Linked DNA regions of Homo sapiens: region 1 is linked to region 2. Evidence: read pairs that join two places in POLR2A ChIA-PET (ENCODE). Cell type or tissue: OCI-LY7. All regions are shown on one strand. Each heading gives the region's core, and the rest is flanking DNA. Links, peaks and the distances in the headings are about the cores only. Region 1 overlaps MROH8 (maestro heat like repeat family member 8). Region 2 overlaps LOC105372606 (a long non-coding RNA gene).

The links. ChIA-PET counts read pairs that join two places held together with the same protein. Peaks named below come from ENCODE experiments on the same cell type or tissue, not always from the same donor. Only the 100,000 strongest peaks of a DNase experiment are listed, where the experiment ranks them.
Region 1: POLR2A ChIA-PET joins it to region 2 with 5 read pairs; 4 of 35 experiments call an interaction of 5 or more read pairs at or near these places.

Annotation. Positions count from the first base shown.
Region 1 is chr20:37,168,462-37,173,837 of GRCh38, reverse strand. MROH8 (maestro heat like repeat family member 8) reads left to right here. Exons shown (of 25, transcript NM_152503.8): 4 at 1,781-1,926. Among named protein-coding and RNA genes, the nearest start is that of RPN2, 8.2 kb to the left of the region's middle. In OCI-LY7, for the core only: no CTCF peak of the experiment used is centred there; no DNase peak of the experiment used is centred there.
Region 2 is chr20:37,334,258-37,339,633 of GRCh38, reverse strand. LOC105372606 (a long non-coding RNA gene) reads left to right here. Exons shown (of 2, transcript XR_936699.2): 2 at 1,701-2,194. Among named protein-coding and RNA genes, the nearest start is that of SRC, 9.2 kb to the left of the region's middle. RefSeq lists an enhancer at 2,815-3,314. In OCI-LY7, for the core only: no CTCF peak of the experiment used is centred there; a DNase peak (open chromatin) is centred at 2,893.

The sequences.
Region 1 (5,376 bases), core at 178-5,177, 170 kb after region 2:
AGTTGGCAAAATGAGATACATGGTTCGTGATGTCCAGGAAACTAAGGTTGGTCCTGAGACAGTTCTGCAGAAGAGTGTGAGTGCTTGAGGGATTCTGAGGAGGGAAAGGGCAGTGTGGGATACCTTGGAGTGGGAGGACTTTATGCAGAAGGTAAGATCTGGATTGGGCTTCAGAATAACTTTCATTCTACAAAACATGTATTGAGTACCAGGAGCTGGGAATACAACAGTAGACATGACCAACATGGTCACTGCCCTCATAGAACTTACATTATTGTGCAGAAAAGAGACCAAAAAGAGTAAACAGTCACTGAAGTAACTACAACTTGTAGTAAGCAGTATGGAAGAACAGGCTGAGACAAAAATAAGGGCAATAGGAACCTACTTGAAACTCTGGTTGTCAGAGAACACCTGTATGAGACCATGAGTGCTATTTAAATCTAAAGGAGGCTTGAAAGATGTGAGAGTAACTCATGTGAGTATAGGGAGTACTACAGATAGATGGGGACAGCATGTGCATGACACAGGAAAGATCCTGGTGTGTTTGAAGCTACCTTCATTCATTCATACATTCATTCAGCAAATACTTAATGAAGCCCTCCTGTGCTCTAAGCTTAATCTAGCAGCTGGAGATATAGCATCGAACAGAACAGACACAGTATACCTACGGATGAACAGGCAAATGGAACTCAGTGCAATCAGTGTGATGGGGGTGGGAGAGCCAGAGTGGATACAGAGCGGTTTATTAGTGACTTGGGGATACTTAGCCAAAATAGGCAAAAAGGGCATACACGAAAGGCATCCTGGAGCTGAGACTTGAAGGATGAGTAGGAGTTAGCAAGGCAAAGATAGGTAAGGGAAGGTGGGGGAGAAGAAGGAGAAAAATGCAGGCAGAAGGAACAGCCTGTGCACAGATCAGAATGAGAACATGGCTTCAATTATTGCAATTAGTGGATGATAGGAATATGGCAGGAAGTGGGTAGAGTTTACTGAAGAGGCATTCAAGAAATCAAAAAGAATGCAAAAGTAGAGTGGTGGCCGGGCACGGTGGCTCACATCTGTAATCCCAGCATTTTGGGAGGCTGAGGCGGGTGGATCACCTGAGGTCAGGAGTTCGAGACCTTGCTTGGCCAACATAGCGAAATCCCATCTCTACTAAAAATACGAAAATTACCTGGGGGTGGTGGCGTGTGCCTGTAATTCCAGCTACTTGGGAATCTGAGGCACAAGAATCGCTTGAACCCAGGAGGCAGAGGTTGTAGTGAGCCAAGATCGCGCCACTGTACTCCAGCCTGAGCGACAGAGTGAGACTCTTGTCTCAAAAAAAAAAAAAAAAGAATGGTAAAAATCTTCAGATGAAAGATGTGTTAAGGGGGAAATACTTCTGGGATCAGTTCTTTGCATGTATTACCTCATTTAATTCTTATAATAACCCTGTTTTACAGAAAAGGAAACTTAGGTTTCAGGAGGCAAACTAGCTTGATAAAGGTCATACAAATAGTAAGTGGTAGAGCCAAGATTCAAACTAGTCTCAAATTGAGATTTAAAGTCCATAGTCTTAACCATTCTGCTACAGCTCAGTCCCAAAGGTTTTTTGTAGCTTAGGAGGCCCTTAGAGAACATTGAATTTATTTTTGAGAAAACTGAGTCTAGGAGACAGGATGGGACTTGGTTAAGGTCATAGAGCAAGTAGTAAAGGTGAGCCAGAGGTACTCCATACTAAACCTTATCACTTTACACAGTACGGAGGCATCATCCAGTGTCTTTCTTTCAATGTTAGACTTGGACATCCCTGACATCCCTGGACTCCATTGTGAGCCCCTGTCACATAGCCCCAGACACCTGACCCAACAGGACCCGCTCAGTGAGGCCATTGTTGAGAAACTGATCCAGTCCATCCAGAAGGTTTTCAATGGTGAGCTAAAGGTATGCACAAGCAATTTTTATGAGTTATCCAACTTATTCCTCCATTTTAACAAATATTTTAAACATATTATTTCTTGATTATACAAATAATTTTATATTATAGGTTATAAAACATGTTTGTTTTATATTTATAATACATATATTTACATATATTTATAAATTATACTTACATATATAATTATGAAATTAATGTAAAAACAAAGAAAACCATAATAAAAATTAAAAGCTAATCTTCCCTAATTCCAGTCTCAAATAACTACTGCTGACATTTTGGTTTATATTTTTTTAGACTTTTTTTTTTTTTTTTTCTGAGACAGTGTCTCACTCTGTCGCCCAGGCTGGAGTGCAGTGGCACAATCTCAGCTCACTGCAACCTCTGCCTCCCGGGTTCAAGTGATTCTCCTGCCTCAGCCTCCTGAGTAGCTGGGATTACAGGCACGTGCCACCATTGCCCAGCTAATTTTTGTATTTTTAGTAGACATGGGTTTCACCATGTTGACCAAGCAGGTCTTGAACTCTTGACCTCAAGCAATCCACATGCCTTGGCCTCCCAAAGTGCTGGGATTACAGGCATGAGCCGCTGTGCCTGGTCCTCTATGGCTTTTAAATCCCATTCACCCAATCAACAAGTAATGAATGAACAGCTACCATTTATAAGGCACTATGCTAGACGCAGGGAAGAAGTTGGAGTAGTAAGATTAAAGACTATTCACAGATAAACAAACTGGGCCACAAACAGACCGAGACCCTGTCTCAAAAAATATAATACTATTCAGCAATTAAAGGAGGGAACTATCGATACAACAGCAAAGATGAATCGCAGAGGCATTGTGTTGAGTGAAAGAAACCAATCAGAAAAGGTTACAGACTGTATGATTCCAGTTGTGTGACATTCTTGAAAAGACAAAACATGGTGATGCAGAACAGATTAGTGATTCCTAGGCATTAGGGTGGGGAGAGGATGTGACTAAAAAGGGATAGCAGGAGAGAAATTTAGGGGATGGTGGAACTGTTCGTATCCTGATTGTGGTGATGGTTACACATGTGTATGTGTGTGTTATAACACATGGAACCACATGCTTCCTGCCGAAATCAGTTTTACTGTATGATACATTTTTAAAAATCATGTTGTCACTTTGTACCGCATAAATATATACAACCATAATTTGTCAATTTACCAAAACACACACAAAACACACACATACACATACACACAAAACCACACAGAGCCTCCACTGGAAGGAGGATGAGGGAAACTTCAGGAATGCTAGTAATAATCTGTTGCTGGCTACAGGGTGTTTTTTGGTTTGTGAAAATCCACCAAACTGTACATTTTCTTTATGTAGAATACCAATGAAAAATAAAAATAAAACATTTAAAGCCAACATGTTGGCCTTCACTTTTGACTTCAGCTAATCCTTATACTTCATATCAGCATGGTTTTCTTTCGATTTCTTTGTAGTTAATGAAGGGCTTGGATTGCTGCCATGAATTGAAACAAAAAAGCCCATTACCTGCCTTGAGCTGATTCCACAGTCAGTCAGGGAAATAGATTAATAAGAAGGTCATTATGTCAGAGTATCGCAAGTGCTGTGATAGCAATTTATTCATGTGGTTTGTAGATACACTTAGAAAGGACACTGGACCAGCCAGGCGCAGTGGCTCACACCTGTAATCCCAGCACTTTGGTAGGCCAAGGTGGGCAGATCACGAGGTCAGGAGTTCAACACCAGCCTGGCTAACATGGTGAAACCCCCATCTCTACTAAAGATACAAAAAATTAGCCGGGCATGGTGGCAGGTGCCTGTAATCCCAGCTACTTGGGAGGCTGAGACAGGAGAATAGCTTGAACCTGGGAGGCGGAGGTTGCAGTGAGCCAAGATCATGCCATTGCACTCCAGCCTGGGCAACAGGGTGAGACTCTGTCTCAAAAGAAAAAAAAGAAAGGACACTGGACCCTGCTTCAGGAGCAAACGCATTCTCCAAGTCTTAAGATATATAGAGATTTTTTTTTTCTTTTTTGAGACAGAGTCTTGCTCTGTCACCCAAGCTATAGTTCAGTGGCGCGATTTTGGCTCATTGCAACCTCCGTCTCCCAGGTTCAAGCACACCTATAGTCCCAACTACTCAGGAGGCTGAAGTACAAGGATCCCATGAGCCCAGGAGATGTAGACTGCAGTGAGTGGTGATCACGCCACTGCACTCCAGCCTGGATGACAGAGCAAGACCCTGTCTTAAAAAAAAAAAAAAGGTTCTATGATAAATAGGAATTTTATATATATATGTATGTATGTATAATTAGAAAAGAGGCCGGGTGCAGTGGCTCACGCCTGTAATCCCAGCATTTTGGGAGGCCAAGGCAGGCAGATCATCTGAGGTCAGGAGTTCGAGACCAGCCTGGCCAAGATGATAAAACCCCATCTCTACTAAAAATACAAAAATTAGCTTGGTGTGGTGGTGCATGCCTGTAGTCCCAGCTACTTGGGAGGCTGTGGCAGGAGAATCACTTGAACCCAGGTGTACCACTGCAGTCCAGCCTGGGTGACAGAGCGAGACTCCATCTCAAAAAAAAAAAAAAAAAAAGAAAAAGAAAAAGAGAGGCCAGGCATGGTGGTTCTCACCTGTCATCCCGTCATCCCAGCACTTTGGGAAGCCAAGGCAGGTGGATCACTTGAGCTCAGGAGTTTGAGACCAGCCTGGGCAACATAATACAAATAATTAGCTGGACGTGGTGGTGCGTGCCTGTGGTCCCAGCTAGTTGGGAGGCTGAGGCGGGAGGATTGCTTGAGCCCAGGAGGTTGAGGTTGCAGTGAGCTGAGATCGTGCCACTGCACTCCAGCCTGGGTGACAGAGCGAGACTCCATGTCAAAAAAATAATAATAATAATAGTAATAATAAAATAAAAAAGAAAAAGAGAATGTTAGTACTGAGAGATTTTATTCTTCCAATCAGAACTTGGATTTTAATAGGAAATTTTAAAAGCAAAATAATGAATTTTTAATGACATTGAAAGAACTAGAAGTAACAGAATCAGAGAGGTCACCTTTAGGAAGCTTTTTTTTTTTTGAGATGGGATCTCACTCTGTCACCCAGGCTGGAGTGCAGCGGCACCATCTCAGCTCACTGCAACCTCCGCTTCCCAGGTTCAAGTGATTCTCGTGCCTCAGCCTCCCAAGTAGCTGGGACTACAGGCACAGGCACGCGCCACCACGCCTGGCTACTTTTTTGTATTTTTAGTAGAGACAGGGTTTCACCATGTTGGCCATGCTGGTCTGGAACTCCTGACCTCAGGTGATCTGTCCACCTCGGCCTCCTAAAGTGCTGGGATTACAGGCATGAGCCACCATGCCCAGCCTAGGAAGCTTAATCAGGCAACACTACACAGGACAGGCAGGTAGAAAAGCAAAGACTAAGAGTGGGGAAAGCCAGGATGGAACATGGAGCTGAGAG
Region 2 (5,376 bases), core at 259-5,258:
GAAGAAAAAATATTCACACTATACTCCACCCTCAAGGAGAGGAACATTACTCCCCAGTCCCTAGATGTGGGCTGTGCTTGGTGGCTCCCTTCTAAAGAGTTCAGGGTGGAAAGAGGGGTGGGGGCGGTGCCTTTGCAGTGCAGGAACCTTACAAACGCTATCTCAGCCAGGTGATCAGGACAACATCAGCAGTGATCGGGCCTGCTGATAACATTTGCCCTTGATATGATGTGATTAGAATGGCATTTTACCTCTGTGGTCTTTCTCCTCAGAACCCGGAACCCCAGTCTAGCCATGAGAAAAGCCTCAGACAGATTCTAATAGTGGGGCATTCTACAGAACACCAGACTAGGCCAGGCACTGTGGCTCACATCTATAATCCCAGCACTTTGGGAGGCCAAGGCAGGAGGATCACTTGAGGCCAGGAGTTCAAGACCAACCTGGGTGACATGGTGTGACCCTATCTCTACCAAAAAACAAATTTTTTAATAAAATTAGCTGGGCATGGGGGCACATGCCTGTAGTCCCAGCTACTCAGGAGGCTGAGGTGGGAGAATCGCTTGAGCCTGGGAGGTGGAGGCTGCAGTGAGCTATGATTGTGTCACGGTACTCAAGCCTGGGTGACAGACTTAGACACTATCCAAAAAATAAAAAATAAAAGGCCAGGCAAGGTGGCTCATGCCTGTAATCCCAGCACTTTGGGAGACCAAGGCGGGCGGATCACAAGGTCAAGCGATCGAGACCATCCTAGCCAATATGGTGAAACGCCGTCTCTACTAAAAATACAAAAATTAGCTGGGCGTGGTGGCACATGCCTGTAGTCCCAGCTACTCGAGAGGCTGAGGCAGGAGAATTGCTTGAACCCGGGAGGTGGAGGTTGCAATGAGCTGAGATTACGCCACTGTACTCTGGCCTGGCAACAGAGCAAGACTCCATCTCAAAAAACAAACAAACAACAACAACAAAAAAAAAAAACACGAAAAACAAAAAACAGAACACCTAACTAGTATTCCTCAAAACTGTCAGGGTCATCAAAAAAAGAAAAGTCCGAGAAACTATCAAAGCCAAGAGGAGACATGATCCTGGGACAGAAAAAGGACATAGGTGCCAGGCGCAGTGGCTCATGCCTGGAATCCCAGCACTTTGGGAGGCCAAAGCAGGTGGAACACCTGAAATCAGGAGTTCGAGAACAGCCTGGCCAATACGGTGAAACCCCATCTCTGCTAAAAATACAAAAATTAGCCAGGCTTGGCGGTGCATGCCTGTAATCCCAGCTACCCAGGAGGCTAAGGCAGGAAAATAGCTGGAACCCAGGAGGTGGAGGTTGCAGTGAGCCGAGATCATGCCACTGCACTCCAGCCTAGGTGACAGATCGAGACACTGTCTCAAAAAAAAAAAAAAAAAAAAAAGGGGACATTAGGCATTAGGGAAAAACTAAGGAACTCCATAGCAAATATGGACTTTAGTTAATAATAATGTATCAATATTGGTTCGTTAATTGTAACATACTATACTATCATGGATATTAATAATCAGGGATTCCCTAGCAAGCCCACTTGAGAAAAAAAAAACTTAATATAACAATAATAATAAGGGAAATTGAGTGTGGGGTATGTGCCATGTTCTAGAGCAAAGGACTGAATTTTCGGACAGGGAGGAAGTTAAGACACTTGTCTGTAAACATTTCCTTCTAAACCCAGGGAAACTTAGGACCAGAGAATAGAAGTGACTTGCCCAAACTCAAACTGCAAGTTTATGACAGAGCCTGGACTAAGATCAAGCTTTCTCAATGTCACAAGAATTCAGTAACAGCCTACTGTATACAAGGCACCAGCCTAGGTCCTCATCATGGTGAAGGCTGGTGGGGAGGTTCAAAGATTTGTCCATGGGTCAACACCTCCCCAAGGCCAGGTCTCCAGGGACACAGACTCTGCCCTTTGAAGGCTCCAAGCCAGAAGAGGAAACAGACCCTGAAACACTATGAGCAGGAGGGCCAGAGAGCGACACACTTTGGTATCCAGGAGACCCAGCCCCACTGCCTGCAACCCTGCAACCTCCCTGTGCCCCACTGAGCTGCTCAGTAAAATGGAACTAAGGATGGTGCCAACTGTCAGTGATGCTGAGAGGTACAACAAGGAGGTGAAATGTGAGACCCTGTGCATTGTGGACACCCAATAAACAGTGATTCTTTTTATTTTTAAGTGTGTTCTGAGTGCTACAGGAGTTCGGGGGTGGGGAGCATTTGTCAGTTTGCCTTGATAGGGGATTCTCGGAGAGTTTACCAAACGAGGGACATTTAGATTGAGTCTCTGCTGGGTGCAATGGCTCACGCCTGTAATCCCAACATTTTGGGAGGGTGAGGCAGGAGGATCACTTGAGCCCAGGAGTTTGAGACCAGCCTGGGCAACACAGCGAGGCCCCGTATCTACAAAAATGATTAAAAATTAGCCAGGCATGGTAGGTGTGCCTGTACTCCAGCTACTCAGGAGGTTGAGGCAGGAGGATCACTTGAGCCCAGGAGTTTGAGGCTGCAGTGAGCCATGATTGTGCCACTACACTGCAGCCTGGGCAGCAAAGCAAGATCCCATCTCCAAAGTAAAAAAATAAAATAGATTGGGTCCTGAAGGATGGAAAGGACTTTGCCACACCGGAAGGATGTGAAAGCTGCGGTCCCAGCTTTCAGTTCTCACAGTCTGGTCCGAGAGAGAAGGGGACACGTCAAGCCACCCTCCCAGGGGATTCCCACGCAACAGGACCTCCCCATTTCCTGGCCTGGATGGCTCCTTTCTGGCCTGCCTGGCCTCTGAGATTCACCAGTGCCTGAGCCAAGGCCACAGACAGCAGGGGAGGGGCAGGGGTGGGGGCACGCACCAGGGCTGAACAAACCCAGGGCTCATCTGGAAAGGAAACCAAACCCTGCCTCCCACTCACCAGCTGAGTGTCACTTGTACAGCTTCCTCCTTCTGTTCCTGTTCAGGAATTACCCAGGCAGGGCTCTGTGGTGGGGCTGGGGGACGGGGGGCTGGTGGGGGAGTGGGGCTGCCCCAGAGGCGGAGCCTGGAGCCTCCTTGGTCTGCTCTGGCCACGCCCAGACTCATCCCCTCTGGCTGGCTGGCCTGCTCCCAGACCCATTTCTCTCCTCAGCAGGCCAGGTTTCCTCCCTCCTCCACACACCTGCCCACGCAGTACCACCATCTCCTCTCTGCTGGTCCAAGCCCCACTCCCCTTTGGCCCAACCCCGGCCCCTCCTGGAAGTCTTCCACAGAGATCCCTCCCAGTCTTGCCTTCCTTATCGTCTTTATCCATTCAGGCCTGCATGTCAGCTCCTGTGCTGGAGCTGGGGACAGACAAGTGAGCAGTGAGTGACCAAGACTGGCACCGTCCCTGCCCTTTGGACCTGGAGCCTCTAATCCCTATGTCTCGTGTGTCCCGCATGCTTCATCCACACCCCAGTGGGAAATCGGAAGCCAGGACTGCAGTCCTGTGCAGCCTCTGAACAGTGTGGCCTTGGGCAAGTCCCTTCCCCTCTCTGGTCGGAGTGGTTTCCATAGCTGCTAAGGGAAGCAGTGCGATGTCCAGGGGGCAGGCTGGAGGGATGGTGATGTCTGCTCCCCCAACCCTTCCTGCCCCAATGTAATGCCCTGCAAATAAAGTTTCCCTCCAAGTGGAACTGGTAAAATGCACACACGGGGCTCTGACTCATCAGAATTTTTTTGCAGAAACAAATATAGGGGTCAGTGGGAGGGACCTGCCGGGTGGCTGAACATCACGGTTAAGAGCAGACCTGGGTTTGAATCCTGCCTCGGTAGCTGTGTGGCCTTGGAGGTCATTAACCCCCGACTCTCACTTCTCTCATTGGTAAAACGGGGATACTTGTACACACCTCATATGGCTGTGTAATGACACACATGCTAGATACCCAGTGAATGCATATTATTATCATTTCTGGTGCAGCCGGACAAGTCCATTAATAAAGTAGATAATTATGACGGCCTTAAAATTAATAATGTAGATCCACATAACTTTTATTTTCTTTTTTAGTTCTTTTGAGAAAAGGTCTTGTTCTGTTGCCTAGGCTGGAGTGCAATGGCACAATCACGACTCGCTGCAGCCTCAACCTCCGGGGCTCAAGAGATCCTCCCACCTCAGCCTCTGAATAGCGGGGACTACAGGCGCACACCACCACGCCCAGCTAAAGATTCATATGTTTTGACATGGAAAGAGTTCATGTCATATTAGTAAATTAAAATATTATAGCATTAATGATGTAACTATTTCTGTCTTTTAAAAAAGTGGGCACAGGAAAAATGGAATAAACACTTCCATGATACTAGCAGTTGCCCTGGGGGTGGGGGATCACCGATGAGCTTAATAATTTTTTCTTTTATGCTTGTCTTTATTTTTTACGTTTTCTTCTCTCTCTCTTTTTTTTTTTTTTTTTTTGAGACAGTTTTGCTTTTGTCACCCAGGCTGGAATGCAGTGGCGCTATCTCGGCTCACTGCAACCTCTGCCTCCCAGGTTCAAGCCATTCTCCTGCCTCAGCCTCCCAGCTAGCTGGGATTACAGACATGCGCCACCACACCTGGCTAATTTTTGTATTTTTAATAGAGATGGGGTTTTGCCATGTTGGTCAGGTTGGTCTCGAACTCCTGACCTCAGGTGATCCACCCGCCTCGGCCTCCCAAAGTGCTGGGATTACAGGTGTGAGCCACTGCGCCTGGGCATTTTTTAAGTTTTCTACAGTGAGCTAATGTTGCTCAGGCAATAGAAAATAGCTTAAGTTAGTTTTATGTATTTATGTGTTTTTTAGACACAGGAGGTCTCATTCTGTCACCCAGGCTGGAGTGCAGTGGCATCATCACAACTCACTGCAGCCTCAAACTCCTGGGCTCGAGGAATCCTCCCACCTCAGCCTCCAGAGTAGCTGGGACTAGAGATGAGCGCCATGACACCTGGCTTGCCTTCCTTTCTTTCTTTCTCTCTCTCTTTCTTTCTTTCTTTCCTTTCTCTTTCTTTCTTTCTTTCCTTCTCTTTCTTTCTTTTCTTCCTTTCTTCCTCCTTTCTTTCCTTTCTTTCCTTCCTTCCTACTTTCTTTTCTTTTCTTTTTCTTTTTTTTTTTAAGAGATAGGGTCTCACCATCTTGCCCACACTGATCTTGAACTGGGCTCAAGTGATCCTGCCACTTCAGCCTCCCAAGTAGCTGGGACCACAGGCGACCACCACCATGCCCGGCTAATTATAAAAAAAAAAAAAAAAAAAAAAAAAAAACTTTTTTTGTAAAGACGAGGGCCTCCCTATGTTGCCCAGGCTGGTCTTGAACTCCTGGGCTCAAGTGATCCTCCTGCTTTGGCCTCCCAAAGTGCTAGGATTACAGG